Linked DNA regions of Homo sapiens: region 2 is linked to region 1. The links are chromatin loops, found by intact Hi-C in ENCODE. Cell type or tissue: CD4-positive, alpha-beta T cell. All regions are shown on one strand. Each heading gives the region's core, and the rest is flanking DNA. Links, peaks and the distances in the headings are about the cores only.

Region 1 (16,022 bases), core at 5,489-13,488:
ATGATGAAGGACTGGATGAAAGAAAGATTTGAGGATAAAAATTAGAGTTTGCTTATCTGTAAATCCTGAAGTAAATAATTACAGTCTCTGAGAAAACTGAGATAACTAATACTTAGTCATTTACTTCACATTTCATGATTGCTTACCAAGATTAAACTTGTTCTGATGAAAATCTTCACTTTTCATACTCATCGTTTTGATGAGTGAACTTAACAATTAAAGGTGGCTGGGCACAGCAGCTCATGCCTATAATCCCAGAATTTTGGGAGGCTGAGGCAGAAGAATTGCTTGAGCCCAGGAGTTCGAGACCGGCCTGGGCAAGATAGGGAGACCCCCATATCTACAAAAAAAATTTTTAAAAATTAGCCAAGTGTAGGGGCATATGCCTGTAGTCCCACCTACTCAGGAGGCTGAGGTGGGAGAATTGCTTGAATCGGGGAGGTTGAGGATGCAGTGAGCTATGATCACTCCACTGAACTCCAGTCTGAGTGACAGAGTGAAAACCCTGTCTCAACAACAGCAACAACAGCAAAAACATTAAAGGTAATTCCAGGACACAATAGGGATGAGGCATATTGCCTGTTTAAATAAACTTTCCTGGCCTTAAGAAAACAACTCTGCTGAATAATTTTATGGAATTAGAATGACATTAAAATAATGAATCTGATAAATATGATTAGTTAATAAAAATACAGTTAAAATAATACATCCCTTGGAATTTTAAATCTTACTGAGAACCATTTCTGCACGCACAGTATCCAATATACAAACACACATGGAAGAAAACCTTTCCAAAGCTCGTGGATTGCACCCTCATATTTTCTGTTCTGTTATTTGAGTTTTTAAATGCTGGTTACCACCCATTATATTAATTTTATTGTATTGTAGCTTGCTCATATTTTTTTAAAACTCAGCTTCAAATAAGGCATGACTAAAACAGTGCATGAATGGATCCCTTCCAAATGTTGAAAGTTATTCCAGTTTCTTTCCTTTCCAAGTACCATGCATATGCAGCTAACCCTAGCATTGGCTGACCAGTCTAACATCAGAGTGAAGAGAAGGGAACTTCCCTCTACAAGGCTTACAAAATGATAAAGTTACAAAGATAAGAGCTAAAATGCAAACGCTTTCTCTAAAGAAGTTAAATCCTAGAGTCACGAACTGGTCCATGTTGCTTCCTTTAGAGAAAAAAGTAGTAAAATCAGTGCAGGTTGAAACCTGCAGCAGGTACAACAGGGGACTCTATTCTCTGTGCTGTCCTTGAAGGGACTCCAAAGATGCTGTTTCTCTGTTTGCCTCCCAGTATTTTAAGTGAGTTTTGGATTCTGCAAATCAATCTGGCTAGCTATGGCCTTGGGTGAATATAAGCACCAGTTTCTATAGCCGCAAGTTAAAGGGATTTGAATTGTTAATTCTGTCATCCCTCCCATTCTAACATCCTGTTACCTAGAAAATCATCCATACATAGAGCCTGAAAGCTTACTTTTCAGGATTTGGGGAAATAAAAAAAAATTTGGTAGAATACCTCATACTTTCATTAGGCTACTGATATGAACTTAATTATTCCTCTAACTCCTTTGAGGCTCAGACCTTCTGTCCCCTGTCTTATCACTCTCATCTAATCACCTCCAAGCAATGTCCCACGTCACTGAGAATTTAGTATCCAATTTCCTATCTTCTGCTCCACTCCAGCTCCTGCCTTCACCTGGCAGAGTGTCCATGTGGGTAGTTGATCCAATACCCCAAGTTCAGAGTCCCTTGATCTCCTCAATCCAGTGACTGACACCTCCACTCCATTTCAGCAACTTCACTTCTGGGGCCACAGGCTGAGACTTGATTATCTCCAGAATTTCTCCATGTCCAAAACTGAAATGGGATAGTTCCCTTGACCCCTTCGTGGGACTCATGAAGGGGTTGTCTTGTTTACTCATCCTGCAGCTCTCAACTCCTCATGGGAGGGAGAGCACATAGGTGAGTGGGTGCAGAGGGTGGGACAAGTGCTTCTGGGTGCTGGCAGGAGTAGAACTCTGTGCGGCCCCGCAGCAGCATCTAGGTGAGTATCTGTGACCCCTGGAGCCGCAGAGGGCATGTGTTACAGTGTGCTCTTTTAGCTTTGCTGTCCATGGACAGCTTAAGTGTTTTAACAGCTCAGTGTGACAGCCCTCTGTATCCTGAACTCTTGTTCAGCAACCAGGAAGGATCAGCTTGCACGAACAAATTGAAGATGGTGAATGTGGAGAACTTTATTGCTGATGAAAATGGCTCTCAGTGGGATGGGGAGCTGGAAAGGGGATGGAGTGGGAAGGTGTCTCCCCCTGGAGTTAGGCCATCCCCAGCTGAACTCTTCTCCGAGGTCCTACCGTCAAGCCATCCCTCTGAAGTCAAGCTGCTTTTCACCAGTGTCAAGCTTCTTCTCTTCTCTCCTTCTCTGCCATTCCACTGCCAGTGGATCCTGGGGTTTTTATGGGGACAGGATGGGGGGCAGGGCGGGCCAGGGTGATTTTGGAAAAGGCAACATTCAGGCAGCAAAATGGGGATATAAAGTTCTCACTTTGGGCCACGGGTCCAGGCTTGAGGGTGGAGCCATTGCCAGGGACCCCACCCTTTTCTACCTAGTATTTCCCTGCCTCCACTCTCCAACTCTCTTATCACAGGCCTCCTATCCATAAATCTTTCTCACTCCCTTATTTTTTTTAGAGCTCACCTTCAGACTTATGAAAGCTCAAGTCTTTTGAATTCCTCTTTCCCTCCCAGTCCAGCAGGCTTCACTTCTCTCCTTGCTAGCCTGGAAGTGTCCATTACACCCTTGACTGTGTCGCGGCTGACACATGGAAGGCAGGTGTCTGGTATTGTTAAATGAACGTTAACAAGTGCAACTTCTTTAAAAAGTAAGATTTCTTTATTTGATTGATCAGTTTTTTTTTTAATTAAGTATCTAATTTCCATTGCTTCTGGATTTAGGCACACATATTGAATATAAAATTCAAAACTTTTCATGTATCTAAAGAAATAATTTTAATGACCACAGAATTTTGCTCTTAAAACAAATGGAGCTTGCAATATAATTATAACTAAGACAGACTACAAGCACCTGCTGTGTTTTCTTCATGCTGCCATCAGGCTGGTGCATAGTCTGATGGGATGGATGCATCCCTGCTGTAATAGGAATAAGTAAAGAGGGTGGGAGACTGTTGTTGGTGTTTACAATCATTATTCATCTCTCCATTAATTTTCATCCTTGCAGTTGAGATAATCTTGCCTTTTAGAACGAGAAAACAATCTTATTACTTACAACATTCACAAGACAGGGAAACACTCCTCAACAAAGAACCATTTCCTTTGGGCATTTGATAAGAACTGCTGACATCTGTGTTTATTAAGTGATGTGGGAGAATCAGCCAAGGGGCAGAGGTGTGGGTGGTAGCTTCAAAGGTAATTTCCTGACTGAGTGTGGTTGGGCATGTTGGCAATCCCAGTGTTTGCAATTCCAGTGCTTTGGGAGGCTGAGGCAGGAGCATCACTTGAGCCCAGGAGTTTGAGGCTGCAGTGAGCTATGATTACGCCACTGCACTCCAGCCAGTGTGACAGAGAGAGACCTTGTCTCAAAAAAAAAAAAAAAAAGGATTTTGCTTTCCTGGTCTGTTTGAATGTGGTAAGCACAAGAACTTATTTGTACTGGTGGTCACCCACTTGGGTCCTTTCAGTAAACTTCTGGCCATGGCCCAGCCTGAGCACCTGCTTCCTTTACAGAGCAAAGCCAGAGCCTTCTGGTTTGTAATTTTTGCAGCCACATAACACTGATCCATTTTAGCTGTCTCATGAAACTGCTTTCCAAGATGAAGTGAGACTATCCGAAACCAAAATCTAAAAAGAATGACTACAGAACGAATGGCAGTCCAAGGTCATTTGGCAGGGTAGAATTATAAGGAAAGGTGATGGCCAGCTACTGTGAAGTCTTAAGCCCACTCATAGGTACGAATCTCTTACCAGGACTGAAGTTTGTGTTTCCTTAACTTTGCTGCTTGATGGTCTTCTGCAAAGGATCTCATTTCTCCAGCTTTCACTGGGAAGTGGCATGGGGTTTTCGAAAGTGCTTTAAACTCTAAGAACTGGTTTCCTCTCAGGCTTAGCCACCACTAGCTGTCTGACTTTGGACAAGTTACTCAACCACTCTGAGCATCAGCTTTCTTTTTTTAAAATGGTGACAGTGATATGGCTACCTTAGAGAGTTGTGGAGATTAAGTGAGATAATATATGAACAAAATATATAAATATGTCTATATTAGACATATATGATCTGTTAAATATATTTATATATATATATAGAAAGAATATTAGAGAACTGACATATTTATCTTAGACCTACTATGTTCTAGGGCCCAGTTCTGCTCATGTATTATCTCTCTATATATATAGTATTGAGAGAGAGAAAGAGAGAGAGAGCTAGAGAAATAGAAACCAGTAGGATATATCCTATCTGAAGAACTCTAATACAGGTATTTCACTGAACAAAATGGCTTCTCCTTAAAATGTATTCCAACACCAATTTCCCCTCCTTGCTTCTCATACATATTAATTCACAGAAATTATATTGGTCATAAGGCGGTAGGACTATGAATAATTTTTTTCTTCTGCATTTGCCAAATATTCTGTAATGCTAGTTTTATTTTTATAACAAATTTTTAAAGTCCCTGTAAACCCTATAAAATTAACTACTAATCCTAAACTTGAACTGTAATACATATTTTTGTTAAATAAAAAAAAAGATATCCTAAATTTGAGAATCTAAGCTAAATTCACAAAATGACTAAATGTATCTTCTTACTCTTAAACGATAAGAAACCAGGAATGCAGTGGTTTAACCCAAACAGCCTAGGTATTCTTCACTCATTTCTCTTGTCCTCAGTATATGTTTCCCCCAGGCCAAGAAACATTTATGGCTAGGAATTCATGACTGCTCATCTGTAAGACACTCTCCAAGTACTCTGTCATGATTTGGAACCAGAGCTTTGGCCTTCCATTCCAGATGACCTCCAGGTTCTAAGCTTTATCTGAAGTACTCCACACTACATTGCACACCAGCATGATGGGAAGGAATGACTCAAGGGAACTGGGCATTCAGACCACTCACCAACTACACACAGCCTTTCACACAGCAGTAGACAACCTTTGTAGGAAGACCTCTGGCCAAATATTTATATATCAGGAGTATATCAATGTATGGTCACAGTTACCTCCTTTTTAATCTCAAGAAATAAAGTCATTACTTCTGAAAAGAACACCAGTAATGGAACTACACGGGCATGCCAAGATGAAAATTAGTCTCTCTCTCTCTCTCCACCCCATTCTTTTGGCCACTGCATTTTAAACAGGCCATAGTGATAGAACCAGAAGGTAGCTGTGTTTCGATTATTTTTGTTTTCTTATTTTTAAACATTGCTTTATAGAAGCCTGTTCTATAATGTAAGAAGTGAATAGGAATCCTAGTATCTGGAATGATGCTGAGCCATGGAGATGGCCAGATTCCATGTGAAGAGAAGAGGCTGGCAGAAAGCTAAGTATTTGCTCGCTTTCCCTACCCTGTATTCATGGAGCAGCCATTACAAAAGATGACGCACCAGACCATGGGCCTGGTCTTGCTAGGTGGTGGAGATCCAAAATGCTGGGCACTCACTGGAGCTCCGTGAAGATCTGTTGAATGAGTGACTAAATGTGTGGTGAACTGTCCCTACCTACAGGGTTCCCTGCTTTGCCCAGCCTATCAGGCTTGGGTACAAGCAGATAGCCTGGATTGGATTTCATGAGGGCTTTGTGCCCACTCTGTATACTACCGGAAGATGCATAATCTCTTTAGACTTCCTGGGTCATCACTGAAAGGCCAGAGGCAAGAATTTGAGCAGTAAATTGAAGCATGTGCAGAGTGACATAGTCTGGGCATAGATAACAGTACCTGACCCCTCAAATTCCCTAAAGTTGACATGACAGCTTGTGCATCATGGTTTGGTACAGAGATGACTGAAGAGACAGTGGTTGCTCCTCTGGTTGCTGGACACCTTTTGAATGGGCTGTGATGACTGGAGAGCGTGCTCTGTCCTGGTCACCTGAAGGTGCTCCTAGACTAGCAGAAGCAGAGACAGCAGCCAGGCCTGACTGGAGAGCTGGAGGGACTGGGTGCAGGGGACTTCTAGGCCAGCAGTTTCTGTGCTGTGCTCGGAGGGGCTCTGGTGGCAGGAACCTAGTCCTGGGTTCCAGCTCTACCAGGGTGCAGCCTGAGGAACTCAGCTTTCCTATTTATTGGCTTGCCTTGCCACAAAGGATTTCTTGTGTGTTAAAGATACTAATAGCTTAAACAAACAAACAAACAAACAAACAAACTATTGATTTAAACCACTAATCAAATCTTTGGTTTTACAAATTTAGAAAATAAAATTAGGCCCCAGGGACTAAATGTCTCTCCTATGGTCCAGAAACCAGACTGAAACTGACCTAGTAGCAAAACCCATTCTCCTGTATCCCAACTCCCAGTTCAGGTTCCTCTTCATTAGCTCCCACCCAGCTGCATAGTTGAGGACACTGAATTGAGGGGACCTGGGGTAAAGGGCTGGCACTCAGGCATCGCTGGCTTCTACATGATTCCACCACATGGAAAGCATCATAATCATGTATGATCCCTAGAAAAGTGTTTGCTAAACTCCTTAAGTTGTCATTCAACAAACATTTATCTAGCACCTACCACATGCTAGGCAAATTCTAGAGACACAGCTGCCCCTGCCCTCATGGAACTAAATGTCTTGAAAGAGATACTGGCCCTGATCAGATTTTTTAAAAATACATAATTATGCAAATAAATCATATTATATATAATTACAAAGCATGGTATGAAAGGAAAAGTACAAGATGCTGTGAAAGCGTATAAAAGGAGGACTTGGCCAAGTCTAGAGGATCATCAGTGAGTGTTCCCTGATGGACTAACATTAGGGCCAAGATCAGAAAGATGTCCAGGAGTTAACATGGTCAATAATCACTGTTAATCTTTATTAAGCATTTCCCTTGAGTCGAGTCAGGCTTCACTTGCTGCATTAACTTCTTTAATCTCCACAATAACTCTGTAAGGTAGGTGCTTTTGCTTTTTTTCCACTTTACAGATGAATAAACAAGAAGTAAAAAGATGTAACTAATTCACATGTAGCCCTCTGGCTTCAGAAGCTCTTTACTCCATAAGGTTCCTGGGCACGTGGGTGTGGTCTAGGAATGGGAAGAGGCTAAGAATGCTGAAGGGCAGACTGAATGTTCCAGATGAAGCTGGCGTGATAAGAAAGGGCCACATCATGTGGGTCTTATAGGTTATGATATTCATGTTAAAACTGTTAATGTTTTTGAAATATCTAAAACCAGGAAGTGCATGATCATATTTATGTTTTAGAAAGATCACTCAGGCTGCTGTGTGGAGACTGGAGTAGAAAGAAGCATAGAAGAGACCTACAGAGACTAGGAAGCTGTCACAGTAACCTAGGCACAAGATAGTAGTGGTCAAGACTAGCTTGCTTGAGGAAGTGTAGAGAAGTAGACAGATAAAAGGAGCATCCAAGGAGTGTACACTTCTAAGTAATTTAAAAGAAAGAGTCAAATCCCTTAGAAGCAATCATTTGAAATAACCTAATTACCAATCCTTTTTATCCAGTCCTCTTATGTTGTCCCAATTCAGGAATTCTTAAACCAGTTCTTGTGTTAAAATCATAGCATGGACTGCCTTACAACATTCTATACTTCAGTCCATTGAAAACCACATCAGGCCAGGTGCGTGGCTCATGCCTATAAGCCCAGCACTTTTGGAGGCCAAGGCGAGAGGACTGCTTGAGCCCAGGAATTGGAGACCACTGAACTCTAGCCTGGGCAACAGAATGAGACCCTGTTGAAAGAGAGAAAAGGAAGAAAGAAAGAAAAAAGAGGAAGGAAGGAGGGAAAAAAGGAAAAAAGGGAGGGAGGGAAGGTGGAAGAAAGAAAAAAAAAGAAAGAGAAAGAAAAGGCTGCTTCCTGGCACTTCTATTACCATGTGACACGAGAAGGGCAATTGTCCAGACCCACACTTAGGTTCACCACAGTCCTTGGTTCCCAGGACAGAGTCCTTTGAGGTTCCTTCAAGCACCCACACCATGCTGGAAAATGCAGGCTTTATAAACTCCAGATGTCAGTCCACAACTCCACAGCCCCATTGGGTTTGGTTCCTGGATGAATTCTCGGCTAGATGACTGGAATAGAGTTCTGGTGAACATCTTCCTTCCTGCCAAGATGACAAGTCAGGTTTCTAAAGACAGATGTGTAGCTCTTTGTGGAAAAAATATTCTGGGCACGAACATCTTCGGCTGAACGGCATGGAATGGTGTGGAAAATGTGAAGCCCTGGACTGGTTTCTGTGTCAGTGGTTTCCTGGGACTGCCGAGTTGAAGGGGAGCAGAAAGGGCTCAGCTGTGGAGGAGGCAGAGATTAGCCAAACTAGACCAGCTATCGCCCCAGCTGCATGGATAGCATCTTCCTTCTTGTTCCTGATTAAGCTCATTTAATATGCCAATGACAAAAGGATCATGAAGGTCTTTCCAAATGAATGAATGTTTTCTGGAGCTGAGATTGCTGGCTCCTATTTGCATAGTAGTGCATACTGAGGCATCTGACCGGATTACTGGATTCCTAACTTTTACATTCTTTTTAAGCTCAGATATTTCTACGGAAGGCAGAAAGATAAAGGCCAAAAAAAGATCAGGCTTGCCTAGCTCTTGGGTTTCCAGGAAACTGACAGACTCCTGATATCTGCAACTAGTGCTTTCTCTCCCTGGGCGGGGCGTTCTCCGCCACCTTGTGGACATTTGGGGAACTGCACCGCCCCAGCATCTATGATCAGAGGAACTGACAGAGGCTGCCATAACTACCTGGTCCCCTGAAATAAAAACCAGGCACCAGGTTTGCCCAAAGGAGGACCAACACATAGCAGAATGAGGCTGAGTAGGATGTTAACCTTCCATGCTGGTCTTCCATTATCACGTTATCTGCCACTGTCACAGACAACATCTGCATCCGCTACAGATGGAGATGGAACAAAGGCTTTCACTGGATCTCAAGTTGGATGCTTCTGTAAAAGTAAAGTTCCAAGACCTTTTTCTTTTTTTTCCCCAGTGACAGCAAGAAAATTGGATGTTACTATTGGCAACAACTATTTCCTGCTTGTGAAGCGTTGGTATTTGCAGTGCTTCTGCCCTGTGGTTATTGAGCTGAAAGGGGGGCTGCTCTTGACATAGGAGCATGGCAGGATTGGATTCTTCATAACATGCTACCCAGCTTGTCTTATGTGAAAAGAGAAGCCCAGAAAGAGCTTGGGACACAAAGATGCAAATCCTGGGTTTGCATTTGATTTGTTAAGTGTCCTTTCACAACCAGCTTGCAGACTTTAGGGGAAAAAAAATACATGGTAGGCTTGTGGGTAGTGGAGAAAACATAAGCTCCAGTACCTCACAGCCTGGGTTTTCAGTCTGCCTCCTCCCAACCCTCATCACATACCAGCTGTGTGACCGTGGGTACTCTGTCTATGACAATCAATTTTCTTGTCTGCAGAGTACAGATAATAGAGGACCTGCCCCATGGGAAGCTTGGAGGACTAAATGAGATTAAGCCCAGGGCCTGGCTCATGGCCGATTCTCGTAACAGGTCCATGTGTGTAATCAACATGTGCTGAAGTTCTCTGGACCCTCTGTAAATATCTAATAGGAACGACTAGCCATGGGTGTGATGAGGGAGATGCTAGAAACAGTAATGGGGTCAAATGAATCTGTCCCATAGTCTCTAATTTGAAACAGCTGAACTGTGCCATTGTCTCCTTGGAGGTAAGATATAAGCCACAGAGTGCCTGAAGCAGGTCTACAGTTAAGGAACTTAAATGTGCTAAGTGATTAAAGGCTGGGCTGCCTACTCCCTGTATGGCGACACTCTCCACCCTCCTGCATACTCTCCACTACTCCAGGCAGTGGTGGGCCTCCTAGCCTCTGGGTGATGAGCAGCTCCCACATCTCCCCTTTGAGACAGAGGCCTGCAGAACCTGACCAGTGTGAGGGCTGGCTGGGGTCAGGAGTGTGCCTGCTGGTTGGCCCTCAAGGTGAATGTGGCTCTTCTAAAAGACACCTGAAGGGATGCAGAATTTAGCAGCAAACGCCAAGAACAGCTCTTTGTCATCTCTGCATCTTCTACTAAAGATTTTAAGCTCCGAAGTATATGTCTGGGGTTTCTAGAGATTGCTATTCCCTTATAAGGGAAAAAATACACCCTTATTGTATATTTATTGAGCACCTACAATGTGCCAGGCACCCCAGCTAGGGAGTTTAGATATTTAATCCTCTCAGCTGCCCTGTAAAATAGGGATTGTTTAAAATGGATTTCGCCCACCTTATAGGCAAGGAAACTGAACTACAGTATGGTAAAGTGGCTTGGCTAATCCACCTGGCTAGTGAGAATGGAGCCACAGTGAACCTGGAGGATACTCTTCACGGCGTTCCATCTTTGTGTGCCCCACAGCACAAGCACAATGCCCGGGTCTTAGGAAGAGCTTGGTAAATGACTGCTGAGTTGAGAATGGTAGGATTCATGTACCAAAAGGGCATTTGGAAATGGGCAAATGCCCAGATAGGGCTCTGAAAGACTAGCTATGTAGAGCAACAGATGGCAAATCATCAATTTAAAACTCTGTCATCCAGCCAGTAGCCCGCTGGCCTACAGCCAGCCATGTATGTACAAGGGCTGACTTGATCAGCTGTGGCTCTTTTATTTCAGGCAATCCACCTTCCAAAGAGGTGCCTGCTGGGAAGTACCCATTCATAGTCACTTCTGATGATGGGCGGAAGGTTCCTGTAGTCCAGGCCTATGCTTTTGGCAAATACCTAGGCTATCTGAAGATCGAGTTTGATGAAAGAGGAAACGTCATCTCTTCCCATGGAAATCCCATTCTTCTAAACAGCAGCATTCCTGAAGGTAAGTGAAGTTCAGGGGAATGTTCCACCAATCTAAAATTTAGATGGCTGGATATTTTGCTCCTTCCCATTTTTTTCCTTTAATGTTTCAGGAAAAGACTATAATACTGTTGAAGAATTTAGTTTCTTCCTTGAGTTTGCCCTCTTCATGGATAGATTTAAAACACACCCAAATGCCAAAAGCCCCACTTGCTTCTTCAAGTCTTCTCAGCATCAGATTCCATACATCACTGCTTCCTCTGCCTTTTAAAATCTTGATCCTGACATGCCAAAGCCACTCTCAGCTTGTGTTTACAGGAGAGATAACTGAACTAAAGGGGTTCTAATTGGGCAGAGCGGGGCTCAAGTCCTGGCCCCCCAACTAGAGGCAGTGTGCCTTAGGCAAGTTGCCCAATCTCATGGGCCTCAGTTTCTTTATCAAATGAGGGAGTACCTTATTTATATGTCTGAGTCTATTGCGGGATCTGGCCAGCAGCCCGCAATGCAATGGGGCTCTCTCTTTGTTCCTAGGCAGATTGGCAGGTTGAGAAATAATAGACACACACAAGATAGTGAAAGCTGGGTCCAGGGGGGTCACTGCCTTCTGGTCCTGCGGTGCCAACAATGCACTGGATATACCAGCATTTATTATTAAGTTTAGTGAGGGCAGGGGTACGTTAGTGAGGGATTTAGGGTCATTTGATTATGAGGTGAGATGGTCACATGGGGATGAAGTAATTCTTTAACATAACATTTGTATGTAGAAGTACAGTACATTTGTATGTAGAAGTACAGTATGAGATAAGAATTTACAATATAGTGTGTGCGTCAGTAATTTCTAACAGAGCCTTAGAACAGAAACACAGTCTTTCCATAACCTATGATTAGCAAGATATTAATCAGCAGTAACAATTGCAACAAAAACTGGTTACAAATAATCCATGGAAACAGGACATGAAGCTAGATAACCAGTTAGACCAGAAATTCTCAGAGGGGAGTACGCCTTAACCCTAAAGAGGCCTAGAAGAGCGGCGGCAAGATGAGCGTGTTTATAGCCCTATCTTATCCATATGGACAGGCCCCCCCCATGCGTCCGTTTATAGGCTCCCCACAAGGGTCACATTCCATTCCCAGAGCTATGAACATCTGCTTTTCTGGGATAGGAATCTTGGTGATGGGAAACCTCCCTGACTGCACGTCCATTTGTAGGCTCTCTGCAGGGGGAAGCACATCACGTGCTGTTGGCTCATTGTGGCAGTCCAACCTGGCATTGTCTTTACACAATCCTGCATGCAATTTTGTATTTACAATAATCAGGAGCATTTCATCTTTTATTCCGTAGCAATAGTTTCAGGGCGTCTCCCTACATGAGTCTCAGAGTAAAAATACATTTTTATATCATTGATTTTCATATGTGTACAGAACACACTCCTGTGCTTGTCTCTCACTTTCCCTTTTCTGTTGACTATGATCATGTCAGGAAGATGAGGTGCACAGCACCCAGGTGAGCCTGTAGTCACAACACAGCCCTCTCAGTAGCCAGATGGGAAAGGGGCCCAGGACCACACTGACAGCGATAGCCCAGCTGTACCTCAGCAGGCCTTTTATAACTGCCCCTGGGCCTTTCAGAGCTCCTACCGCCACCACTAATGCTGTCCCAGGTGGGCCAATGGGTAGCTCATACAGATGTGATGAGCTGGTAGATGTTCAGAATATTCTTAAATTAAGATGCATTCCAGGTCTTATTACCAGGAAACAAAATAGAAGTTCCTAAGGAAATTTCATGGTCAAAACCAAAATGCACACAAATATGGTAAACAAATATGTTCTCACAGCAAGTAAGATAGATGATGTTTCATTCCTTTTCCAGAATTTAGCCCAGTGTGAGATTTAATTGTAGGGTACCTTCTTTTCTTTCTTCTAGATCCAAGCATAAAAGCAGACATTAACAAATGGAGGATAAAATTGGATAATTATTCTACCCAGGAATTAGGGAAAACAATTGTCTATCTGGATGGCTCCTCTCAATCATGCCGCTTTAGAGAATGCAACATGGGCAACCTGATTTGTGATGCAATGGTAAGTCATCAGCAGGAGTGGACATATGCTAGGGAGGAAGGAAAGGAAGAGGGAAGAGGAAGGAAGGATGCGAGAAGGGATAGATCGATAGCTACAGAATGAGGGATTTCAAAACATTTTTAGCCAGGGTGGTGGCATGTGCCTATAGTCCCAGCTACTCGGGAGGCTTAGGTGGGAAGATGGCTTGAGCCCAGGAGGCTGCAGTGAGCTATAATTGCACCAGTGCACTCCAGCCTGGGCAAAAGAGCGAGACTCTGTCTCTAAAATTAAATAAATATGAAAAATAAATAAAACATTAGTGCCTAAACAAAAGCCTGATGTAGCTTCATACTCAGTACCTTCTTAAGGTGCTGGAAGGAGATCAGGTAACCACCAACATACTGCTTTACAAGAACTAAAACCTTTATTTTAAGGTGTTCTTAGATGTCTGAATTTTGGATGTTGCTTTCCTTTTGTAAGATGATGCAAATGCACAAACTCTGCTACCCTGGAGATATCAACATAATAGATAAAAGCATATCTGTTTGGCCAGACTGTTTTTCACTCATCTGTTCACTTGACTCCAGAGAACCCTGGCCTTGTGTGACAGGAACCTCTTTCACAGGCACAGAAAGACAACACACAGTTTTAATGGTAATAACAAGTCCTATGGCTGAGCAAGACCAGGTATGAAGAACAAGCCCGTCTACTTGTCACCAGGCGGAATGGCCATGGTAGCTCTCTGGGGGCCTTACTGAGCCAAGGTCTCCTATGTCGGACTACTACTTCCATGGGCTCACAGCCTGCACCCAGGGAAGTCATTTCTGTCAGTGCTTGGCATGCATTGCCCAGTGCCCAGGATACAACTGCACTCGATAAATGTTTGCCGTGTAAATGACAACAATCATGCTCATGCCAAGACCAGACTCATGATGTCTCCTCAGCATCATGCAGTCAATGCCAGAGAAGTAGTTAAGGAGAAGCTGGTATATAAATGTTAAGAGAAGTCTGGAGGGAAACAACCCAGGCTGTTGGCAGTGCTTATCCACTCTGTTAAAGAGGCTAGGACAAAGGAGAGCTTTTGCTTTTTATTTATTTATTTATTTAATTAATTAATTTATTTATTTATTGAGACTGAGTCTTGCTCTGTCGCCCAGGCTGGAGTGCAGTGGCATGATCTCAGCTCACTGCAACCTCCGTCCCTTGGGTTCAAGCGATTCTCCTGCTTCAGCCTCCCAAGTAGCTGGGATTAGAGGTGTCCACTACCACACCCAGCTAATTTTTGTATCTTTAGTAGAGACGGGGTTTCACCATGTTGGCTAGACTGGTCTCGAACTCCTGACCTTAGGTGATCCACCTGCCACAGCCTCCCAAAGTGCTGGGATTTACAGGTGTGAGCCACTATGCCTGGCCTTTTTTTTTTTTTTTTTTCGGCTTTTTGTCTCCTAAATGAGAATATATTCATTTTATTTCTTATAACTAAACATATATTTTGTAAAATAAAAGTAAGAATGGATGTGATTCTCCCCAGCTTCAAAAGGCTGTCTCTGTCTTTCCAAAATTGCCAACTTGGGAATCAGCTGCAGACATAGACGTGGAGGCCAGGTTCTCTTTGGCATGAGGTCTGGTGTTGAGCAGGCTCTAGGGCCAAGCCCTCAGAATCAGGCAGAGGGCATGGCCTGCCCTGGAGAAGCCTGTGCAGGAGTGACTCTGCAGGCCACCTTGCATGGGAGGCCCAGTCCCGACACCAGGGCTACAACCGAGAGACCATTTTGCTAAGGCCACCTGGCCTGACAGTATGGGAGTTTTAGGAGGGGGAAATAAGAGTTTGACATGGACTGGTAACAGTATATTTTTACTTCTGGGAGCATAAAATTAGTTCTAATTATAGTTGAGAGATCCCTGGGAACACAGCAGCAGGTGAAAAGCAGCTTTATTTCCTCACTAGAGCTAACCAGATTCCTGGAGCTGATCCTAAGGAAGAAGAGCCAGAGTAACTAGTGTAAATCTGTGCTACTGTTGCAGATTAACAACAACCTGAGACACACGGATGAAATGTTCTGGAACCACGTATCCATGTGCATTTTAAATGGAGGTGGTATCCGGTCGCCCATTGATGAACGCAACAATGGTATGCTCCCAGGCCCAGCTCCTCAGTGTGTCATGTTCTCTCTCTGATCTCCTTTTCTGTTATGGTTCTTGCCCTGAACACACCCATGTGCAGCCTCAGTTCATCTCTGCTGCCAGCCATGTACCAGAATGTCAGTCCTTTAAATTAGGGTTAGCCATTATTAAAGTCTAAAACCTAGCCTGAAGGACACACACAAGCTTGTGTGTTCTTATATGTATTCACACACAGAAGCTGCAGGTAAGGTTAGTGGAACTCAAACTTGGTCTGAATTTCTGACTTACAAAGCTATACTAGTTGTTTCTGATTTATGCAAAATAACAACAGTCACCACCTTGGCATCTGAAAAGAGACAAAATCACCAATCTTCTGTCCTGAAAAAGACATACCACTGGATTAAAATGTTACCTTAGTATATTTACAGATATCCAAGATTATATCATATGGCAAAACAAATCAACTACACAAATACTCAAGACACTCTTGTAGCCCTCCCTGATTTACTGTGAAAACCAATCAGTATCAGTATAAGGCCCCAAACGCATCCCATTGTCAGACAACAGGGACAGGTTGCAGGGGCACATTGTTTGTCTGGAGGAACGGAACAATGCAAAACAAACTACTGGAGATCCAGCCCCAAGCTAGCAGATCTAAGACTGAGCATGGTGAACTTCTGAGGCACAGCCATTTGTGAGCTCCCGCCATCTTGCCCAGTGGTGGAGTGCAGGGCCAGAGGCCTCCTAAACTCATTCCCTTCCTCAGTGTCAGGAACCACTTAGACATAGCTAATGATGCTCTATAAGCTTCCCATGTCCCCCTCATTTCTTCCCCCAGCGCTGAGGGAAACT
Region 2 (16,022 bases), core at 3,302-11,301, 1.6 Mb before region 1:
AAAGATGTGTTTTGTAAATTTTTTTTTTTTGAGACAGAGTCCTGCTCTGTCACCCAGGCTGGAGTGCAGTGGTGCAGTCTCGGCTCACTGCAAGCTCCGCCTCCCGGGTTCACGCCATTCTTCTGCCTCAGCCTCCCCAGCAGCTGGGACTACAGGCACACGCCACCACGCCTGGCCAATTTTTGTATTTTTAGTAGAGACGGGGTTTCACAGTGTTAGCCAGGATGGTCTCGATCTCCTGACCTTGTGATCCACCTGCCTCGGCCTCCCAAAGTGCTAGGATTACAGGCGTGAGCCACCGCGCCCAGCCGTGTTTTGTAATTTTTGAATGAATGTCACACATTACATATAGAAGAATAATAGAAACTGTGGTATTTACACTCAGACATGTAGTACATTTTTTTTTTTCTGGCAGGTAGTTAGGTTGAATCAATCTAGTAAGTAGTTGAGCTAGATTTGGAGTGTATTTTGCTATTGTTACCATCAGTGTACCACAGACTTCAAATTCCTCCAGTGGTGGGCCACTGCTACCTTGGTTTTAATTCAGGGCCTGCAATGCTAGAGGGTTTTTTTCCCCCATTGTTCTTGTTCTACTCTTAGCTGACACCTTACCCTATATATCTTTGCAGGATCTTTCTCCATTGCTCTTCCCCCTCTCCAAAAGGCAGTGCTGTTACTTATTACTTGGTGTAAGACTTGTAGTGGGGGCAGAAGGGGTTTTGCAGTTTTCCTGTTTCAGCCTCAGTCTTAGACAGGTTTTATGCACCTGAGCCCCAGGGGCTGAGCTTTCTCATTGCTTTTGTACTTCCCCAAGGGCAGATAACTCCTGCATCGTACTCAATGCAGCATCTAGAATGCAGGCAGGTTTCATGAGCCTCTTCCCTTTGTGGCAGCTGGACTTTGCCTTGTATCAGGTGGGGAGGGCAGGGCAAAGGGTCTAGGATGTGAGCAGTTTCCCTGTCTCTTTTCCAGTGTGAGAGTATCAGTGTTTTGTATTCACACCGAATCTGGGTCTGAGTACATTTTCTGTTCTTTCCCAGTATTTAGCTAGCATTTGCCTAGTGTCAGTGCAGGATAAGGGAGCGTGTGTGTTTTACACTCTTTCCAGCAGCAGTTAGTATTTGCCTCCTGTCAGTACAGGGACCGGTGGTGGGAGGCTTTACTGCCCCTTTCCATCAATAGATGGCTTTTGCCTCCAGATAGGATCTGTGGTATGGGTGAAATTTTCCCTTTACCCTGGCAGTAGCTCATTAACACCTTGTACTCCTGTAGGCCTTAAACTATGGATGGACTTTTCTTTGTACTCTTGCACTACCCTCTAATCTTGCTGCAGATATTACACAGCTGTGCTACCAGTGGGCCTTTCTCGTGTCTGCTTTGCCTATAGTATTTCTCATGAGCATCTCAAGAGGTGAAAGATTATGAAAAAAGAGTTGGCAAGTGGGGACAGAATCCCCTTGTGTCTGAGGTTCTCAGGGATTCCAAATTGGCTCTAGTGCGCACTTGGCCCTTAAAGTTTGTTAAAATTTCAGTTGTTTTGTGGTGACGTCTCATTTTTCTGTGCTCTGCTGAAGCTGAAGGGGTTCATGTGGTTCATCTCCTCAGAGGGGCGTGTCATCCTTTGGAATTTAGATCATCTGGTTGCCTTATGACCTCACCTCTCTGATGGGCTCAAAATTTTATGATTTTTTAATGGATTGTCTGCCTTGTTGTTAAGGGTGAGAGCAGTGTTTTCTTGTGGCCTTCTACTGTTTTCCCACTTTTTAAATTTTTGTTTTTTATTGACACGTAATTGTACATATTTATGGGCTACCATGTGTCATTTTAGTACATGTATACATTGTGTAATGATCAAATCAGGGTAATTAGCTATTGATCACCTCAAATATTTATCATTTCTTTGTGATGGGAACGTACAATCTACTTCTTAAGTTTATTTTATCTTAATGAATCTTTGCAGCTGACTTGTTTTGGAAAATAGGAAATAGCCAAGAGCGGAAGGACTCATTGGCTTTAATTTTTTTTGCCATCCAGGTGACTAACAGCAAAGGTAGTTAAGTGCTGCTAACTGTCACTGTTAAACCTAAGGCATAGACAGTCAGGAAAATGAACCCATGAAGTTGAAAAGACATGGAGGAAGGCAGGGAAACTGATTTTTTTTTTTAAAGAGAATACTTGTGTAATATTGATGTAAGTTGTAAATCCGATTTAATTATTGTAAATGTGGCTATTGCTAATGACTTCTAGTCTCCCTAGGAGAAGTTTATAATTTTTTTTTCAAAACATTTAGTATGTAACTGATTGCTTAGATTACTGATTAATTTTTTATGCTTTTACTGGTCAATTTCCATTTAGTTAAATGTCAGGGCTGTTTTTCCAAGTAGTAATAACGTCACATAAGATGATCTTTGATAATTATGCCTAGTTAATCTTCTGAAGTGCTTAGAGACCTTTATCACATTCTGTTTATTAAGGAGGTAGTATTTAAAAATATTTCTCCTCCTGCATTGGCATCAATATTGGGCCGGTCTACTCTCACTAAGAAGAATCCTACAGTCATCTGCAAATAAGTGTCCTGGGAGCTGTTTAGGAATGGGTGGTGGTGGTAGGAGGTAGATCATAATGTTTTGACATGCAGTCTCTTTGCTTCTTGTTTTTAGTTCATTCTATTTCCTCACTTCAAGTATGTCTGTTTCCCTGAGTGTAATGTCTCTCTGGTTTATCTTCTCCAGAGAGCACACCTACACTTCTCATAGGGTTGGGTAAGAGGGTTGTTCCTTGGTTATGTGAGATATGCCACAGAGGATTTGGGGATTATACTGCCTTTTTTTCTTTTTCTTTCTTTTTTTTTTCTTTAGAGACAGGGTCTTGCTCTGTTACCCAGGCTGGAGTGCAGTGGTGCAGTACCAGCTCACTGCAGCCTCAGACTCCTGAGCTCAAGTGATCTTCCTGCCTCAGCCTCCTGAGTAGCTGGGACTACAGGTGCATGTTACCATACCTGGCTAATTTTTAAATTTTTTATAGAGATAGCGTCTTGCTTTGTTGCCCAGGCTGGTCTCAAACTTTTGTCCCCAAGCAGCCCACCACTCCTTGGTCTCCCAGAGTGCTGGGATTACCAGGCATGAGCCACAACACCCAGCCTCATACTGCTTCTTGTATTGAATTCGATAACTTCTTACACTATGACTTTCGGAGCTGCCTGGAATCTAATTCCTGTACCTTTTGGGGGTTCTGTTGAACAAATTGTTTTTTATGGAAGTTCCTCTCCACCTTATACATAAGCTTTAGTTTCACCTTTCTTCATTCTTCTAAGTATGTTATTACTCATCTGTTTGGTTTTCAGGCTTCCAGAACTTAGTTGCTGTCATCTCTTCTGATTTCTGTAGCTCTGTGATTTTATGTCTTATTTATCCTTTACAGCCATTTTAGAAAGTTTTCAGCATGTGGGAGACAAATGAATGCTTTTAATTCGGAAGTCCTAAGTTCTCTGTTGTCCTAGCAGCTTTTAAGCCTTTTTAGTTAACATTCTTGAATATACCGATACCACATTTACTTTAAATTATTATAAAATCAATTTGTCTTTCATTAATTTATTTTCCATTTGTCTTCATTGAAGTTGGAAAGTTTTATTGCCGAGTGCTCTAAAATAATATGCAGAGTTTCAGTGATTATAGCTGATTATCTCCTGTTAGATCAAGACTCCAACAAATGCCAACTATAAACTCAGACCACATATTTTAAAATACTATCTAAAGATACTGGTGAACAATCAAAACTGGTGAAGATGACTGGTGAACAGTCATCTATATGTAGAAGAAGGGATGTCACTGTGTGAGTTTCCCATTTCTTATGGCATTGAACTTGAGGTTATGTGTGTGTGTTCGTGCTGTGAAGGTGAAAACTCAGGTGGAGACTCAAAGTCTTACTGGCTTGAATAACTAGATGTCAGAAGTTGGGGCATCTGCGGTAACTGGAAGGGGAGAAGATCCAGAAAAAGATTCAGAGAAGGGTATAAACTGTCTAAATCTTGTATACGGGACAGACTCTATGCTACCTGAAGGCTGAAAACGTTGAACAGAGGCTTCATTTTTCACCCCAGCAAAGGGGAACCAGTTTGGAGTTGTGTCCAGTCGAGTTAATTGCCTACTAAAACAGTCAATAATCTTTGCAGGAATATTACAGAATCCAAAGTTTCTACAACATATTTATAAGGTCAGAATATAATCCAAAGTTACTAGATATACTCAAGAGAAAAGGCAGTTATTGGAGTCTGACTCTGAGATGATCCAGATGTTGAACTTAGTTCACAAGTATTTTAAAGCACTATTTATAACTGTGCTAAGTAAGTAAGTAAAAGAATATATGATACAGGCCCGGCGTGGTGGCTCACGCCTATAATCCCAGCAGTATGGGAGCCCGAGGTGGGTGGATCACGAGATCAGGAGATCAAGACCATCCTGGCTAACATGGTGAAACCCTGTCTCTACTAAAAATACAAAAAATTAGACCATGCCTATAGTCTGAGCTACTCGGGAGGCTGAGGTAGGAGAATCACCTGAGCCCTGGAAGCAGAGGTTGCAGTGAGCCGAGATTGCACCACTACACTCCAGCCTGGGTGACAGAGTGAGACTCCATCTCAAAAAAGCAAACAAACAAAGGAAAGTATGGATATAATGAATAAAAAATAGAAACTCTCAGAAGAATAGAAACTAAAAAATAGAAATTTAGAATTGAAAAATACATGAAATAACAAATTTGTTGAATGAGCTTAATAGCAGATTGGTGGCAACATAGACAAGACTTAATGAACTTGCAGATAGATGAATATAAATGTCAAATCTGAAGAACAGAGAGGAAAATTATCAGAAATAAAATGAACAGGGACTCAGGGGCCTGTCAGACAAAATAAAAATGTTTAATAAATGTGTCATTGGAATTCTAGAAGGAAAGGAATGAAAGAATGGGGCAGAAAAATATTTGAAGAAATAGTGGCCATATATTTTACAAATTTAGTGAGAGACATAAATTGTAAATTCAGAGGCTTAGCAAATCTAAACATAATTAATACAAAGAAAATAACATCTAGGCACATCCTAAACTGCTAAAAGCTAACAAGGAGAAAATCTGGAAAGCTGCCAGAGAAAACACACTAGGAAATAATAAAAACGACTGCTGAAGGAAAAGTAACACCATCAACCCTGAATTCTATACCCGTAGGGAGACAGAATTCTTGAAGGATAAAGATGAAATAAAGACTTTTTCAGATAAACCAAAACTGGAAATTTATTACCTGTAGATCTGCAATATAAGATAGATGCTAAAAGGCATTCATCAGGTTGAAAGTTAGTGATACCAGATAGAAGTTCAGATATTTAGGAGGTGGTAAATATGTAAGAGAAAATACTACTTTTTGTCCTCTTCATTTTATAAAAATACATATAAAAAATACATGACTTTAAAAGTTATAACATTGTATTGTGGAGTTAAAGGATAGGAGTTAGAGAGCAGTAAATGGTTCTTATATTACGTGGGAAGGCATACAATATTAACTCTTAAGTAAGCAGGTAAAAGTTGAGGATATATACTACAGTTCCTAGAACAATCACTTAAAAAATAATTTAAAGAGGAAGGCCAAAAAGCCAATCGATTAAATGAAATTCTAAAAAAAGTTTGGTTAACCCAAAAGAAGGCAGGGAAAGAGAAACAGAGACATATAACAGAAAACTTGGGGCTGGGAGGGAGATTAGTAAAATCTCCCATATTAATAATTAAGTGTAAATGAATCGAGCACTCTAATTAAAACTATTATAAATGATAGTTTATAATAATTATCTATCATGTAATTATAATTATCTATTGATAATTATCTTAATTATAGATAATATAGAGATTATCTCTTTGTGTGCACCCATGTGTAGATGTATGTATTATCAAGACCTGACTACATGATGTCTATAAGAGGTATACTTTAAAAACACAAATAGGCTAAACGTAAATGTTTGGGAAAAAGTATGCTATCCAGCTAGTAAATTTTATTATTGGTTGGACTATATTAGTATCTGATAAAAAGGATTATGAGGCAAAGAATCTTACCAGAGGTATAGACATTTTATAATGATAAAAAGGGTCATTTCATTAGGAAAACTGTTTATGCCTGTGATAGAAAAGATTCAAAAGGCATGAAGCTAACATTGATGGAATTGAGGGGTAGAATTAAAATCCTTAACTACAGTTGCATATTTTAACACCTTTCCTCAGCAGTTGACAGGAAGTAATTACAATAATGTGCAATTTCATTACTGAACACAAGATGGCAAAGTAGTCACAGTAATTGTAACAATCGACCTGTGCATTTCAATACAGTGAAATATGCCATAATTTTATCGTGTGAACACATCTTTTCTCCTCGTTTATTTTATAGACAGGAAATGAACAGTGGTGAATAATTGCAAGAATGCTACAGTATACTGGCATAATATTTGGTATATACGTTATAGGCATTAAATGAATTTTTGTTGAATGAATATAATGTGGGGCTTTTAGAATTAAATATTTGTTTGAATTTCAAAACCCAAAATTATTTTTTAATCTTATCACGGAAATAACGCTTTTACTTAAAGCAGTGGTTCTCAAACTTTTTGGTCTTAAAATATCTTTACTCTTTTATTGTTGAAGACTCCAAGGACTATTGTTTAGGACATATCTATTGATATTTATCTTTCAAAAATTAAGAAATGTAAAGAATATTTTTAAAATAATTTTACAAATAATGAGCCCACTATATGTTATAAATAGTACCTATGTTTATGAAAAATAGAAAAGTAGCATTGTTTTACATTTTGGCAAATATCTTTAATGTGTGGCTTAATAGATGACGACTGTATTCTCATGGCATCTTCGATATTCTATCTTATTTGTCATGTAGTATCTTGAAAATGTTACACTTGTGAAAGAATGAGAATAGAAAAAGACAAATAACATCTTGGTATTACTATGAAGAATTTTTGACCTTGAGCCACCAAAAAGGTCTTAAGCTCCCTCAGGAGTCCCTAGACCATATTTTGAGACTCTCTGACTTTCAGAAGTAAACAAAGAAGAAATGAAAAATTATTAATTAGTGGATGTGTGGCCTGAACCATGGTGATACAGTTCACTCCTTATTGGTGAGCCGTTATGGTTCACATGTATGGTTACCTAACCTGAAAATTTGTGGGAACTTCATCTGGAAGATAGATTAGTAGGTATAAAATGTCGCTTTAATCTTGCATTGTACTACCTTTAACCAAACCCTATCATATAGAGCTGGGTGTGAGATTAAGTTGGAGCATGCTGTAATCCAGTTCTGAATTCGGTCTTCTGAGCTATTTGTGATGTGATTCAGATTTTATAGATGGCTTTTCTTCTCTGTGGAGAGTTGGAATAGTGACTAAAAAAGAGCTCTCTGAAATTGGAACCTCTAACTATTGCTGGTAAGAATGGAAAACAGTCTGGCAGTGCCTCAAAAGGTTAAATATAGAATACTCTGTGACCCACCAAATTTACTTTTAGTTGTATATACTCAAGAGAAACGAAAATATAAGTCCACACAAAAACGTGTACATGAATGTTAATAGCAACATTCTTCATGATAGCCAAAAACTGTGCCTTAGTTCATTTTCTGCTGCTTATAACGGAATACCTGAAACTGGGAAATTCATAAAGACAAGGAATTTATTTCTTACAGTTATAGAGGCTGAGAAGTCCAAGGTCAACAGGCCACATCTTGTGAGAGCCTTCTTGCTAGTGGGGACTCCCTGCAAGAGTCCCAATGCAGTATAGGGCATCCCATGGTAAGGGGGCTGAGCATGCAAGCTCAGTTCTCTCTTCCTCTTTTCATAAAGCCACCAGTCCTACTCCCATGAACCCACTAATCCATTAATTCATGAATCTGCCCTGATGACCCAATCGCTTAAAGGCCCTACCATTCAGTACTGCCACATTGGGGATTATATTTCCACATGAACTTTAGAGGGGACAAATATTTAAACAATAGCAAAGTGGAACCAGCTCAAATGCTCATCCACTGATAAATAAATAAAATGTGGTATATCCATAGAAGAAATATTATCCATCCCTAAAAAGAAAAAATACTGATACATGCAACATTATGGATGCATCTTGAAGGCACTATACTACCTGAAAGAAGTTAGTCACAAAGACCACATATTGTATGATCCCATTTGTATGAAATGTCCAGAATATGCAAATCTATAGAGACAGAAGGTAGACTAGTGGTTACCTAGGGGTAGGGTGGATGGGAGTAATGCCATGTAAGGATGTTTCTGTGTACTGTTAAATTGTAATATCTGTTATGTGGTTAGTGTTCCCTTTATGAGGACTCATAATTCTTCACAATATCAAGAGTTACTCCCTTTTAAAGAACTAATGAGCTAGCAAGTCTTCTTTGTTTTATTTTTAATAAATTTTAAAATTAGATAATGAGACCACTGTTACTAGTGCCTCTGTTGGCTTTGGCTGCTAGGAAGTTCAGGACTATATTAAATGCTCACAGTAACGCTGTTAGTGAGGTTAGACAATTGGTATACTTTCTTTTCTAATACACATTTTGTTGTGGGTTTTTAAGTTTTTACACACAGACTTTCACAAACTTGAATTTAAATATTTTATTGTAGGATGCCCACAGTCTTTATCAGAGGCAATTGGGGTTAAATTGAAAACAAATAAATATAAAATGCACAAATGAAAAACTATAGGCAGTGTCTTTCAAGAGAGAAAGAATTCTTTCTGTATAAAAAGGCAATATTCGTTTTTAGGTAAAAAAATGATATCCTTGAACTGAGCTTTTTAAAAAAGTGGTGAGCTACTAGGCACTGGATCTGTTCAAGCAGATGCTGGATGATGCTTTGTCTGTAAGATATTATAGAGATAAAGCCTGTGCTGGATGAGGCTAAAAATTGCCTTAAAGTTCTCCTAGTCTTTAAGACTATCATTCTGTGATTTTGAAGTTTACATTTCTGACAACACAAAGTACTAAATGGTAATTTTAAAATGGGTAATTTTTATTCAGAGAACTTGTTTGAGAGCTCAGAATTCCAGATATAACACAAAAGAGGTAATTTAGTATGAAAAGATATTAAGAACAGGTACTACCAGTACATTGCCTAGAGAAACTCAGTGTAGTTATTGTTCTGAATATGTGTTTTAAATTGTGCTGCCTCTCTGCTATGATGAATTAGCTATACAGTGTACCCCTAATATTGCTAGGGCATTTAAAAATGATTTATTTAAACATTGGAGTATACCTTCCTAATACAACCGTTGTATTTTAGTTTTAATAAGTGGCTCTTCTGAACAGTTCTCAGTCAGTCCTTTTTTGGGTCTGTTCCTGGTTAGAGTTTAAAAAACAAAACACACACAAAAATAAAGTATCAGCATAAAGGAGGGGATGGGTGGGTGGGTGAATGGATAGATGGATGGATGGATGGGTAGATGGATGGATAGATAGATATTCTCCCTAAATCCCCCCTTTGCCACTGAAGAGCACCCATGTCAATGATCTAAAAATACCAGTTGGATTGTGACCAGGAGTCCTTATTTACAGTCCAGTTTTACACCATGGAGGATTGGTGTTTCATGAATCTGTTTAAGCCCATTTTTGCTGTTAATTATTATTAGGATTTAGGTTTTGCAGAACTCACTAATAGCCTAGTATCAATTTGAGATTATATCTGCTGGCCCATAATTATTATTTATTTATATTTAGTGAGTAATTGGATGCTCAGATCTGCCAGACCAGAGCAATTAGAGATGTGGGAATAACTTAATAAAATTGCATCACTGGAAAATTTAGATGGTTTCAAAATTAGTTTCTAAAAACCAGGTGGAACTCATAGAAGGCTAGAACCTTACACATGAGAGATTTTATTTCTAGAAGCCATATATAGTACAAATAGAGTACAGGCATACCTTGTTTTATTGTGCTTCACTTTATTGTACCTTGCAGGTAATGGATTTTTTACAAATTGAAGATTCGTGGCAACTCTGTGTCTAACAACTTTTTGGCACCATTTTCCCAAGAGCATGTGCTCACTTCATGTCTCTGTGTCACATTTTGATAGTTCTTGCAAACTTTTTCATTATTATTGTATCTCTTATGATGATCTGTGATCTTGATGTTACTATTGTAATAGTTTTGGAGTGCCACAAATCGAGCCCATATGAGATGGTAAACTGAATGGACAAATGTATATGTTCTCACTACTCCCCTGACTGACAATTCCTGTCTCACCTTCTTCTTGGGCCACTCCATTCCCTGAGACCCAACAATATTGAGATTAGGACAATTAATATCCCTACATTGGCCTCTGAGTGTTCCAAGTGAAGGAAATGTTGTATATCTCTCACTTCAAATAAAAAACTAGAAACGATTAAGCTTAGTGAGGAAGGCATGTTGAAAGCTGAAAAATGCTGAAAGCTATGCCACTAGTGCCACACAGTTAGCTAAGCTGTGAATGCAAAGGAAAAGTTATTGAAGGAAATTAAAAGTGCTATCCCAGTAAGCATACGAATGATATAAGAAAGCAAAACAACCTTATTGGTGATATGGAGAAAGCTTTAGTGGTGTGGATAGATTAAACCAGCCACAACATTCTCTTAAGCCAAAACTGATTTAGAGCAGAATGCTAACTGTCTGCAATTCTAGGAAGGCTGAGAGAGGTGAGGAAGCTGTGGAAGAAAAGTTAGAAACTAGCAAAGGTTGGTTCATGAGGTTTAAGGAAATAAGCCACCTTCATAACTTAAAAGTGCAATGTGAAGCATCAAATGCTGATGTAGAAGCTGCAGCAAGTTATCTAGAAGATCTAGCTAAGATCAGTGATGTAGTTGAATACACGAAACAACACATTTTCCATGTAGATTAAATAGTCTTCTATTGGCTAAAGATGCCACGTAGGAATTTCACAGCTAGAGAGGGGATGCCTGGCTTCAAAGCTTCAAAGGACAGTCTGACAGTCTGACTCTCTTGTTAAGGCCTAATGCAGCTGGTGACTTGAAGTCAGTGTCCATTTACCATTCCAAGAATCCTAGGGCCCTAGAGAATTATGCTAAGTCTGCCCTGCCTGTGCTCTATAAATGGGACAACAAAGCTTGGATGACAGTACCTCAGTGTTTATAGCATGGTTTACTGAATATTTTAAGCTCAATGTTGAGACCTACTGCTCTTTAAAAAAGTTTCTTTTCAAATTACTACTCATTGACAATGCAACTGGTCACCCAAGAGGTCTGATAGCACTGTACGTCATGCCTTCTCTATTAAGCTGTTCTTGCATTGCTGTAAATAAATACCTGAGACTGAGACTAGGTAATATATAAAGAAAAGAGGTTTAATTGGCTCATGGTTCTGCAAGCTATACAGGAAACAGTGCTGGCATCAGCTTCTTGGGGAAGTCTTAGAGAGCTTTAACTCATGACAGAAGGCAAAGCAGGAGCAGGCACATCACATAGCAAAAGCAGAAGCAAGAAAAAGAAAGAGGAGGGGTGGAGGTGCCACACACTTTTAAATGACCAGATTCTTCAGAACTCTCATGAAGACAGCACCAAGCCATGAGAGATCTGCCCCCATGATCCAGACAACTTCCACCAGGCCCCACCTCCAGCATTGAGGATTACAATTCAACATGAGATTTGGGCTGGGACAGATATACAAACTATATCACCTTCTAACACGGCATCCATCCTGCAGCCCATCAATCCAGGAGCCATCTTGATTTTCAAGTTTTATTATTTAAGAAATACATTTTATAAGGCTATGACTGCTGTAGATAGTGATTCCTCTGATGGATCTGGGAAAAGTAGATTGAAAATCTTCTGCAAAAGATTCACCATTCTGGATGCCATTAAGAACATTTGTGATTATGAGGAGAGAACAAAGTATCAACATTAACAGGAGTTTGGAAGAAGGTGATTCCAGCCCTCATGGGTAACTTTGAAGGGTTCAAGACTTGAGTGGAGGAAGTCACTGTAGATGTGACAACAGCTAGAAAACTAGAATTAGAAGTGGAACCCAAAGATGTGACTGAAATTGCTGCGTGATAAAACTTGAATGGATGAAGAGTAGCTTCTTAGGGATGAGCAAAGAGAGTGGTTCTTGAGATGGAATCTACTCTTGGTGGAAGATACTGTGAACATTGTTGAAATGACAACAAAGGATTTATAATATTACATACACTTAGTTCGTAAAACAACAGCAGGGTTTGAGAGGATTGACATCAATTTTGGAAGCAGTTCTACTGTGAGTAAAATGCTGTTAGACAACATGGCATGCTACAGATAAATCTCTCATGAAAGGTCGAGTCAGTTGAAGGGCAAACTTTACTGTCAACTTATTTTAAGAAATTGTCACCGCCACCTCAGCCTTAAGCACCCAACATGCTGATCAGTCAGCAACCATCAACATCAAGGCAAGACACTTCACCAGCAAAACGTTTAACTCAGTTAAGGCTCAGATGATATTAGCATTTTTATGAAAGTATATTTAATAAAGGTATGTACATTATTGTCTTAGACATAATGTTATTGCACACTTAATAGACAACAATATAGCGTAAACATAACTGTTATTTATTTTAGAGACAGGGCCTCACTGTTTTTTCTGGCTGGAGTGCAGTGGCATGATCATGGCTCACTGCAGCCTCAAACTTCTGTGTTCAAGCGATCCGCCCACCTCAGCCTCCCAAGTAGCAGGGGGACTACAGGCACACTCCACCATGCCTGGCTAATTTTTAGGGTTTTTTTGTAGAGACAGGATCTCACTATGTTGCCCAGACTGGTCTTGAACTCCTAGCATGAAGCAATCCTCCTGCCTCGGCCTCCCAAGCTACTGGGATTACAGGCATAAGCCGCCATGCCTGGCCTAAACATAACTTTCATATGCACTGGGAAACCAAAACATTAGTGTGACTTGCTTTATTTGCTTTACTGCAGTGGTCTGGAACCAAACCTGCAATATCTCTGAGGTACACCTGTATAATAAAGCACGAAGAAAAAGCATAAAGTTTGTTTTTTTATGTTTGTATTTCTCTGCCACATCCAGGGGTCCAAGTTTTTAGTTGTTCAGAAATACTTTTGAGAAGGAAAAAAAGGGAGATAAGGAAGGAGAGAAAGAGCAAAGAAGAGCCTCTGAATCAGAAGAAATGCACCTGTTCTGTTTTGGGGCTAGGTTTAAGTTTCATAATTAGCAAATTACTAACACAGCCAAGTGCTTTTTGATCTAAAGCATCTTGGACTGAGACACTATTTAACAGTGTTAATTCCTTGTGGTAAGGGATAGACATTCCTAGTTTTTTTCGTCTGGAAAGCATGGGATACTACTCACGTCCACGGAGTGATCCTAGCCCCTATCAGAAAGAAAGATAAGATTGTGACAGTATAAGGGTCAATGTAAAGGGCTAGCAGGTTAGCAGAGAACATGTATGGAATGTTTTAGGCTTTATGTGCTCATCATGGATAGCTATTTAAGCTACCAGAAGAGCTGGTTGCTGAAACTCGTGGAATTCCATCACAAATGATCATGGGTTGTAGATTTCTTGTTCTTGAGAAACTGTAGAACTCCAGTCAGGACTTGATTGTAGAGAAAGTTTGGAACTCTTGTTTGGGAGGCATCCTCTGTCTTAAAAAAGCCTATTGGGAGTAATTCTGATCCTAATCATTACCACTCACGTTTTTGGTCTCTGGATTTTGGAGCATTAAACAATGGGAAAAAATTCTTCTAAATCTTGTGGGACTCTAGGCATATGGGGAAGGAAAAAAGAGGGAACTTAACTAGTTTTGTTCAGACTTATTTGGAATGCTGCTGAAAGAAATTCTGTGAATTTACTTCCTTTTGTGCTTACCTTTAAGAGACTTTATAAAGCTGGACTGGTTGGTTATTTTCTAATATATAGCTGGTCAAAAAACTGCAGTACTTTTCTTGGGTCTGAAATCCAACCTCTTCTTTTCTTCCAAGATTATTATATAGGATGAACATTTTAAGTTATCTGAGGTTATTTAAATTCATGGAAGTCATCATATAAAGAGGAAATAGTCCTGGATATTTAAAAAAAACCAGTCGTTGTTATTGCACTTTCGTGATGTCTTTAGGGCTAGATTTGTCTGGTATCTATCTAGTTTTCAAGAATGAAAAAGCAACTTACTTCCTTGGGAGAGCTGTGCATTGAGATATTTTGTGTTTGTTGTTCCCTATTCCTTTCTTAAAAGATAAAAATAAATAACAGTTGAATAGATGAAAGAAATATTTGGAGAAGACAAAATGATTAAATTCTGAATAATAATCTTTGAGAATAGTTGGGCTTCCTTTTCACAGAGCGTGCCTAAGTGGTCACCATTGCTTAACCTTTGCTGAGATGATCAGAGACGTGGATTAGAGCTTGATTCTTTTTTCATCAGATTCTTCTACCAGGGCAATATGGAAATGTTATGTCTGTAGTAGTCACTTTCTCTCTCTCTCTTCCTCTCTCTCTCTCTCTCTCTGTGTGCGTGTGTGTACTTTCAAAAATTATATACACAGTATTTCATTTCTTTGTGTTGGGAGACAATTTTCTTTTGCATTTTTGCATGTCTTGAGAGTAGAGGCACTGTCTTTTTGTACAGTCTTTTAAAGGATATTTGCATTGTGAACAACCTTGAATGTTAGTGTCTCCCTCTAGAAGAAAGGACAGCTTTGCTTACTCTTCTGTATAATAAATATCTCCCTCAGGAGCAAGGGCAGGCATGCTTATAAAAGATTCCAGTTTCCTGAGCTCAGAGTTCCTCTTCTGTAATGCAGCGCATTAAGTGTACAGGTGTTACCTGGCCCTCTTCACATAGCACTCTAGTGAATTAGAGTTCAGTGAACTGACACAAATGTTTATATTCTGACTACTGCTATTGATGTGAGTGCTAAACTCTTCTTTGTCTCTGACCTAGGAGTCTCTTGTTATCTGCCAGGACCCATGAAAGTGGCAGGTTAAGTTGTTTGCTTGCAAGTGTGATGAAATCTCAGATCCTTTACAGTTAGTTCTTGATACTTTGAAATAACAGTGATTAATTAAATGGAATGTATTTGGAAAGATTTATTGAAACTTATATTTATAAGTTTTACAATTTTTGAGAAGTTCATTTAGGATATTATTTCTGTTTGCTTTGGTACAGGTTTCGTTTATAATGTCAGCCCTTATATGGAGTATCATCCTGGTGGAGAAGATGAACTAATGAGAGCAGCAGGATCAGATGGTACTGAACTTTTTGATCAGGTAAGATGTGCTGAAAGTAACCAAAGTATTCCGGTGGAAGAGTACTCAGATTTATCAGTGTGACATTTGTAGAAAGAAAGGAAATAGTTGCATAAATTCCAGATGCATTGGCTTGAATTTTGAAGTGTGGGAAGATGCTCACAAGTAGCAGCTGTTCATTTAATTTGCCCTTTGAGTTATTAAAATTTTAGAGATGTTTCAAATCTGCGACTAGGGGTCTTCTTTTAAGTGTTCGCTGCCTCCTTTGTTGGTAAGTGTTTATTCAGTCTTGATTAGTTTTGATAATGATCGGCTTATGGGAGGTAGTGACAATTGGAAGAAGGAACATTGGGATCCGCTGCTAACTTGCTGAATCACTTTAAACAAGTAACTTAGCTTCTTTTCTGTTAGTCCTTTGTCACCTAGGGATTGCTATATATTCAGCCTACTGCTATATACTGAATTTGCATGTCATGTAGAAAGTTAGCCGATGGTGATTAATGAATAGAAACTTATTTTTCCTAGCATGATGGCAGAGATTCTGTATAGGTTATCTCAAAAGATATTTAAATTAGTCACTTTTCCCCTTATATTTACTAAAAACTAGCATTAGCTCTTAAACTATTTTAAAGTTATGCAGAATGTTGATTACTCTCAGTAATTCTGAGTATTCTGAGACAACAGTCTTTAGAAAGATAGAAATTTGCCTTTGTCTCATATATGCTTTATTTTGTATTTTAATGATGATTAACCATG

The links. Hi-C counts contacts between places; a loop is a spot of excess contacts. Peaks named below come from ENCODE experiments on the same cell type or tissue, not always from the same donor. Only the 100,000 strongest peaks of a DNase experiment are listed, where the experiment ranks them.
Region 2: it touches region 1 in a loop (8-fold over the local background); 2 of 110 quality-filtered maps call a loop at or near these places.

The regions. Positions count from the first base shown.
Region 1 is chr6:85,474,423-85,490,444 of GRCh38, forward strand. NT5E (5'-nucleotidase ecto) reads left to right here. Exons shown (of 9, transcript NM_002526.4): 4 at 10,813-11,010; 5 at 12,913-13,067; 6 at 15,072-15,177. Among named protein-coding and RNA genes, the nearest start is that of NT5E, 32 kb to the left of the region's middle. In CD4-positive, alpha-beta T cell, for the core only: CTCF peaks have their summits at 8,863 (motif pointing left) and 9,065; a DNase peak (open chromatin) is centred at 8,859.
Region 2 is chr6:83,878,336-83,894,357 of GRCh38, forward strand. RIPPLY2-CYB5R4 (RIPPLY2-CYB5R4 readthrough) reads left to right here. Exons shown (of 18, transcript NR_174604.1): 5 at 15,187-15,287. CYB5R4 (cytochrome b5 reductase 4) reads left to right here. Exons shown (of 16, transcript NM_016230.4): 3 at 15,187-15,287. Among named protein-coding and RNA genes, the nearest start is that of CYB5R4, 27 kb to the left of the region's middle. RefSeq lists a silencer at 6,281-6,350. In CD4-positive, alpha-beta T cell, for the core only: CTCF peaks have their summits at 6,331 (motif pointing right) and 6,536; a DNase peak (open chromatin) is centred at 6,316.